3 separate regions of the Homo sapiens genome follow, and regions 1 and 2 are each linked to region 3. A link is a loop called in an ENCODE intact Hi-C map of the cell type or tissue named here. Cell type or tissue: endothelial cell of umbilical vein. All regions are shown on one strand. Region 1 overlaps NEDD4L (NEDD4 like E3 ubiquitin protein ligase). Region 2 holds the start of LOC105372143 (a long non-coding RNA gene). Region 3 overlaps NEDD4L (NEDD4 like E3 ubiquitin protein ligase).

Region 1 (2,500 bases), 100 kb before region 3:
TTTCATCAGCACCAGGCGTGCACGGCGTTAGTCATGGTCCTTGCTCTCAAGGCACTGTACTTGTAGCAGCAGTATGGTGCAAATGTGCAGCTGAACAGTGGGCACAGGTTCCTGGTTAGCATTTAGTGCCACAGGAATGACAGGGAGGTCTTAATTGTGATCGGACCGTGGGAGCTGGATTACCCCAGACTGTAGCTCACTTCCCTGTAAGCTTTTGGTAGGGAGCTTGGAATTAGCACCATTAGTAGAAACAGATTTCAAAGGGAATGGTACCTGTTCCGTATGAAACACTTTAAAACTCCCGGTGTCCACACGTCTTTAAAAAAGAGGCTTAAAGCAGTTTCATTTCATCAACCCCAAACTGGAGAAGCTATGAATGACCACACTGATGAATATGTCCTAAAATATATGTATATTATATAAAGTGTAAAAACAGACAAGCAGGAACATACTACCAGTTTCTATCACAGCTACCCTTAAACTATCATTGGAGGGCAATTAAGTGGGTACAACCTCTAGCTATTTGGAAATATGTATAAAAATGACAAATGCCTGGTTGGGTGCTGTGGCTCACGCCTGTAATCCCAACACTTTGGGAGGCCTAGGCGGGTGGATCACCTGAGGTCAGGAGTTCGAGACCAGCCTGGCCAACATAGTGAAACCCCATCTCTACTAAAAATACAAAATTAGCCGGGTGTGGTGGTGCATGCCTGTAATCCCAGCTACTCGGGAGGCTGAGGCAGGAGAACCGCTTGAACCCAGGAGGCAGAGGTTGCAGTGAGCCAAGATCGCGCCATTGCACTCCAGGCTGGGCAAAAAGAGCAAAACTCTGTCTCAAAAAAAAAAAATTAAAATTAAAATTAAAAAGTAAAATAAAATGATGAATGCCTGTACTCTTAGACCCAGCACTCCCAGTTCTGCCAGTTCATGCAGCAGATACATATGCACACGTACAGAGAAGGATGCAACAGATACATATGCACACGCATACAGAGAAGGATACGTATGCACACGCGCACAGAGAAGGATACATATGCACACGCACACAGAGAAGGATACGTATGCACACGGGAACAGAGAAGGATGCACAAGAACATACATTCCCTAGTTGACGGAGTCGCAGATTAGAAACAACAGAAAAGCGTCCATTAAACAACAGTTTGAACCTGTGTTGAGATATCAGCATCCCTTCTCCTTCTCTCCCCCACTCCCTCTGCCCTCTGCAGGTTTTATTCTCAGCCTGATTTTCTCCATTGGATGTCAGCCCTAGGCTGGCATTTGCAGAGAGAGATGGTGGCTCCTGCAGAGCTTACGGCCTGTATTTTATTGGGCTGTGTTGAGTTACCCCTGATGTGAGCAGGAGAATGGGATGTTCTGTAAATTGGCCTCTAGCCCATCGTGAATTCATATTTTTTTTATAATGTGTGAGTCACACTCCCTTCTGTCTTCATTTCCTTTTCACACTCCCAGCAGATCATTCTCTCTATTCTGATTGGCATTTTATACATGAGGCAGCAGAGGCTGAGACCTACTGTATTTTGAGACACTGTAGCTTTATATGGCATAATTAAATCATAGTCATCAATCACTCTTAGGAGGTAAGGATTATTATTGGCATTTTCCAGATGAGAAAAATGGAGGATGAGAAAGGTTAGGCATCTTGCTGAAGTCACAGCAGACTTAAGTGCCGGAGTTGGAGCTGCATTCCGGTATGCTTGCATAGACTCTCTTCTCATGCTCACTGCACGCCAGTCACCTGGTATGCTGAGGCCCTGCCTCCAGGCCTTCTGATTCAGCTGGTCTGCAGCCCTGGCATTTCCAGCTCCTCAGGTGATTGGAATGAAAGCCAGAGCTGGGAGCCACTGGTCTACACCACCAGTAAATGATCGGGTTCTCACTTGATCATTTAATTAAGAATCTTGGTTTTCTGCTTTCAGTCTGAGAACTCTTGTTCATGCTCTCAGGCATGTCTTCACGCAGGAAAGTGATCTTTGAAATTAATAGGTGCTTGGAAAGCCTTTAAGCAGCAGGCAGTGGAGAAGGCCACTCAGTAGGAAGGGCCGAGCATGAAGCCTAGTGCACAGGCTTTTCAAGACCCCACGGAGGGTCTTCAGAAAAATGGGTTTCCTTTGTCTCCGTGGCTTCCAGTCTTTGTTGGCCAGCAGTTGTCTGCTTCAAATGAGCTGGCTCTAGAGGGGCCTGGAGAACCCAGAAAAACTTTGTGACAACCTGACAAGTTTGTGTTAATCTTCTGGGCATTGGCTTTCTGCACTTATTGCTCACTGAATCACTGAACCAGGCAGGTGGGGTACTGGAGGGCAGGGGATGGGTAAGAAGGGCAGCCTTTGGAAGGAAAATCAGCAGAGGGCAGGGACCGGGGAAGAAGGAGTAAGAAGGGAAACCCTTTTCTTAGGTTCTTATAAATCAGAAGAGCAATAAAGAAAAAATTTAAATCTAAAAAATACATGATTAGGATTTAAATCCAGTATGCTTCACTACA
Region 2 (2,500 bases), 94 kb before region 3:
TTGGCTCTGCTGCCTCTGATGAGGCACTTCCGTGTTCCCCACATTTGAATTTGCTCCCGATTCGAGAGAGGCAGGCATCCGCGGCAGCAGCTTCCAACCCAGACAGGCTTAAGCCGCGCGAGGGTGCCCGGGTGGGTGGCTGCGCAGGGCCCTACCTGGGCGGGAGCGGCTGCAGAGCCCTGTCCACGCGGTGCCTCCCCAGCACGGCACCTCCCACTCCAGGCTGTTGGTTACCTGGCCGGGAGCTGGCGGAGACCAGGATTTCTCCTCGCCGCCGTTGCTGTTGTTAGGGGAAACAGACCATCTGCATCTAGACCTGCCTCTCTCTCCGCTCCCCACTTCAGACGAGCTCTTCCTGCCTGGAATCTGGTAAGTGCCACCGAAGGTTCCGTTCCCTTTATTACTCGATTAGTGCCCACAGCATCAGGAGAAGGTTCTCTTACCGTGAATCCATTAGCTTTAACCCAAATGTGCAGGATTAGGGGGATTATTTGAACTTGCTTGCTTTCTTTTTAAAATGTCCATTAGACATTTTTTGCATGCTTCAAAATCAAAAGGCGGCACAGTGAAAACATTTTAATTATTTATGTATTTAACCTGTATCATCTTGTTTCTAACCTCTTTTCTTCAGGGTGGTGCAGTCAAAAATTACACAGATATTGCTCTGGTGCCTCTCCCCCCTTTTATGAATAAATTACTGCATTTGTCATCACTGTGTTCCTGAAATGTCAAAAATAGACACTGTAAAGGAATCTGTCATGCAGAGTTCAGAAATTTTCAAATTTCTGAGTTCAAAACCTCAGGTGAAGCGAGGACAGATCTTTTATTTAAAATTTGATTCTTTGTAGGCTTCACTGTGAAATAAGTTCAATTTAGAGCATAGCTAATGCAATCAGCCAGCTCGTGATGGGACAACATACTTCTCTATTGTTTTACATTCACCTCCTGGGATACACACACTTTCTCATTTGTTTTATAACCTTTACAGGAAATACCTGGGGATGAGTCACATGACCCCTAACTTGAGTTTTTACATGTATTCACCCAGATTAAATGATTTTGCTCTTATATGGATAAACGTGCAGTTAGGAACTTTAAAAAATTGTAAATGAGGTGCATAATCATTACTCATTGTCTTTTACTGCATTCTTCAGCCCTCAAACATACAAACTGTTATTCCCTTTAAGAGAAAATAAAACTGGCACTTATGTTTTCCTTTACTCTAAGTTAAAGACTACCCATGTTATGTGCCATTAAAAAAGATGTAGAAATTAATCTGTCTTTTTCTTTGACCTAATCTTACTAGCAGGGATATTGGGGCTCTACTTTTCTGTTCTCTCTCTCTCTTTTTTTTTTTTTTTTTTTTTTTTTTTAACATCAGCCACAGGTAATACTCTCCGGTAAACATATAACTTGAGGAAAATTGAATTAGGTTAATGCTGGAATAGAAAACCAGGGCAGTGCCTGCTCTTTTTGGATAATTCTGTATAAACAATGAGAAAGTCTCAGGCTGCCTTAGACAAAGGCTGAGACGGGAGCTCCTGATGATTTTTATGAGGGGGAAGAGGAGATGGTGAGGAGGAGGGCACCGAGCATGTGCAGCAACTTGAAGCATGTCAGAAAGAACATTTGCCAGAAATCTTCAAAACCGTGGCGGTCGGTAATGTGTGAAATTGAACTTCTGACCCTGTTTGCTTGATGGCGACTTCTCGTTGTGCTTGAGAATTGTGTGGCATTGGGTCCCTGGATGTGGGAGGAACAGCAAAGTGGTTTAGTGAATAGAGAGGGAAGTGCCTTCCTTTTTGGGTGGGACTTGCCATGATAGAGCCTGGGCCGTCACCTTAAAAGGAGATGTTTCTGTTGAGAGATGGAAAATTGGCAAGACAAACGCCATAAACCTTAACCTGTTTATAATTCCTTACCTGTAAGCTGCTTTGCACGCAAGGTGATGGTTCTACCTCATAAGGGACAAGGAAGAACAGCACATAAACCTGACTGAATGGAGTGTGGCTGTGGGTGGGAGCAGCTTTACAAGAAGGAAACGGGGCCCCCTCCTGAGACACCCCCGTTTGCTTCTGCTCCTTCCTTGCCATTGACGTGCCCTTCTCCTGAAACTACCCACACCTGTGTTTGGCAACAAGCGGCTGCCCCTTGATCCAGATGCATTTTTCAACTTGCGAACTCTCACCTCTTGCCAAGGGACCCAAGTACCTGGTTAATGATCTTTAATGTAAATGATCCTTTGCCTTGATTAACATTGAGCTGGGTTAGTATGCACAGGCCGAGCTCCGTGGTCCTCCCATGTGATCCCTTCCCTGCCAGCCACCTGCCCACCTGTAGGAACTGGGCATGGCCAGTTTTCTCTTTATGTGCTCTCTTTGCCTTGGATGGAATTTGGGCTGAGACCGATGAGGTGGAACCAAAGCTGTTCAGCAGAAGAGAGCAACCACAGAGCAGCCTGTTGGGTGGAGGGCTTGAGGGTTCCTAAAATCCGAGGACT
Region 3 (2,500 bases):
AGGTGGGAGGAAGTCAGCCTGCAGGTGGGAGGTTTCTGTCTCAGGATTGCTGATACCCCTGCATGCTGCTGGGTTGCAGCCTTGGAGTATATGGCCTATGAGACATGGCATGTCTGATTTGATGGAAAAAGCAGCGGAGAACCAGTGAACCAAGCTATTCCGTGTATTGACTTTTTAATACGTTTACTACAAGAATCTGCCTTTTAAAGTACTTTTAAATAAGGTTATAAACATAAGTGTGTTTTGGACACAGCCTGCAGCAAGCATGCCTCTCGAGGTGTAAGATGAGTCAGCTACACATGCTCAGGGGCCCGTTCCACCAGCCACAGTAGCTGCAGAGGGTGAGAGCAACTGAAGCAAGAGAAGCTCTTAGTAATTAGGGGAAGGAAGCCTCCACTTGACACCGCATCACCACCAAGTATTTATTGAGTGTCTTTGGTGTGCAAGGCAGGAGAATATCTTCTATGGATTCTACATATTTCAGGGTTACCAGAGTTATAAAATCCCTTGAAATCTATATGCACAAATTGTAAATACGTATGCAGCTTTTTATAAGTGTTCAAATTCTGCCTTAATTGTGCTCAAGGATCAGGGTCTCACCCCAGCATTGTATACCATTGATAGTCATGATTTCCTTAGTGAAATTAAGTAAATTGACTTTCAGAGACTTTATTTCATATTCATCATGTCCCCATGTAGCCATGAAAAAATGATATGTTTAATATTCATCTATTTGTATGATTAAAACAAAATATCCGCAACTACTGACGATTCAATGATCAGATATTTTACTGTAAATTAATATCATCATAAACTCCTAGACATTAGACTTCAGACATTCAGAGCCCACTCGATGCTTGGCACAAAGCAGGCACCAAATACATATTTATAGAATGAATGAACAAATGAAGGAAGAAACAAAGAAATGACTAATGCACCAACCATTTATCAGGAAGTTTAACAGGGAAATTCAACAACCAGATTTGTTTTGCTAATCTTATTAAAGTGCAACATGTTTGTTGTAAAAATAGATCCACATTCGTCATTGAACTGGACAGTCTAAAATAGATCCAAACCCATTGTTTGATTATACTTCACAAATGTAAGGTAAAATAGATGATACTATCTGTCATTTGCTTGATGCTATTGGCAAATGTGAAGCAGTTACCAGCATAAAAGCTTGGAGGTTACTCCGAATGTATATAAACAACAGTGGCTAGGCTCACAAGTGGGAGAGAGTCTAAAAATAGGTAGGCGATCCCTTATCTCGTTGCATTGAAAATTGTGTTTATATGAAGTGATATTATTAGAAATGATGTGTGAGAAAAGAATTTCTGCAATGTCTCCTACAAATTAGAGTGAGAAAATGTATCTTTATGCAGCTTTGAACAAAGGATTATTATTGCTGGACTGTGGACCAAAATTTTAGTCAAGTTTTTTTTTTTTAATGAAAAGAAACTGTTCATTTATGCAGACATACAACTTTGTGTCCTATAGAGACTTGTCATCTGCTCTTAAAGTTAGCACCCTATTTTTCCTCTGGATGTCCACTGAGAAACCCACTGGTGTGATGGTCATTGAAAAAGAGAGTTGTGTCAGAATGCCCTAAAATCTTAGTGGCTTAACACATTCCCAAGTTTATTTCTCATTCACACTACCCGTCAACATAGGTTGGCAGGCATTCGGATCCACAGGGTCACACAGAGAACCAGGCCGACCGACCCACATGGTCACACAGAGAGAGAACCAGGCCGACCGACCCACATGGTCACACAGAGAACCAGGCCGACCGGCCCACATGGTCACACAGAGAACCAGGCCGACCGACCCACGTGGTCACACAGAGAACCAGGCCGACCAGCCCACATGGTCACACAGAGAACCAGGCCGACCAACCCACATGGTCACACAGAGAACCAGGCCGACCGACCCACATGGTCACACAGAAAACCGGGCTGACTGAAGTTTGCACTGGAGCTTTTCACAGCCCCCACTCAGAGGTGAGATAGGTCACCTTTTCTCATTAGCCAAAACTGGTAAGATGGCCTTCCCTGACCACAAGGATGCTGGAAAGTGTAGTCATCTTTTCTCTGTGCCTGGAGAGGAGAGAGAAGTGAAAATTGGTAAGCAATATTTCTATTTTAAAAGTGGTTAGAGTGTAGTGCAATGAATCTAGCACCATTGGTTCAGTTTTAAATGGACTGATTCCATTTGTCTAATTCTGTGTCAGTTGGCTGTTTTCTGACCCCTGAGAATAATTTAGTCTGGCTGATTCCCCCATTGTACCAATTGCCTGGCATATGACAAATGCATTTTTGCCTGTAAGACAATCTTTGCCTAGGAAAGACAGCCCTAATTTTTATGTCTTGTATTTTCCAGTAAGCTAATCTGGAGTATCAGTTTTTAAGACTGATACACAATTAGATGAAACTAATTAAGGACAAAACATTTGCCACTTTTAACTGTTGATAAGTGAAACTGAGATTTCCCCCCACCCCAT

The links. Peaks named below come from ENCODE experiments on the same cell type or tissue, not always from the same donor. Only the 100,000 strongest peaks of a DNase experiment are listed, where the experiment ranks them.
Region 1: it touches region 3 in a loop (4-fold over the local background); 2 of 110 quality-filtered maps call a loop at or near these places.
Region 2: a loop joins it to region 3, with 8 times the contacts of the local background. A loop is called at or near these places in 2 of 110 quality-filtered maps.

What each region holds. Positions count from the first base shown.
Region 1 is chr18:58,185,038-58,187,537 of GRCh38, forward strand. The region is part of intron 2 of NEDD4L (NEDD4 like E3 ubiquitin protein ligase); the gene reads left to right. Among named protein-coding and RNA genes, the nearest start is that of NEDD4L, 140 kb to the left of the region's middle. In endothelial cell of umbilical vein, no CTCF peak of the experiment used is centred here; a DNase peak (open chromatin) is centred at 1,504; H3K27ac peaks cover 907 bases.
Region 2 is chr18:58,195,365-58,197,864 of GRCh38, forward strand. The region is part of intron 2 of NEDD4L (NEDD4 like E3 ubiquitin protein ligase); the gene reads left to right. LOC105372143 (a long non-coding RNA gene) reads right to left here and starts at 346. Exons shown (of 3, transcript NR_188086.1): 1 at 156-346. RefSeq lists enhancers at 1-169, 170-691. In endothelial cell of umbilical vein, no CTCF peak of the experiment used is centred here; a DNase peak (open chromatin) is centred at 997; H3K4me3 peaks cover 542 bases; H3K27ac peaks cover 1,261 bases.
Region 3 is chr18:58,289,292-58,291,791 of GRCh38, forward strand. All of the region lies in intron 5 of NEDD4L (NEDD4 like E3 ubiquitin protein ligase), which reads left to right. Among named protein-coding and RNA genes, the nearest start is that of MIR122HG, 160 kb to the right of the region's middle. In endothelial cell of umbilical vein, no CTCF peak of the experiment used is centred here; DNase peaks (open chromatin) are centred at 380 and 990; H3K27ac peaks cover 2,500 bases.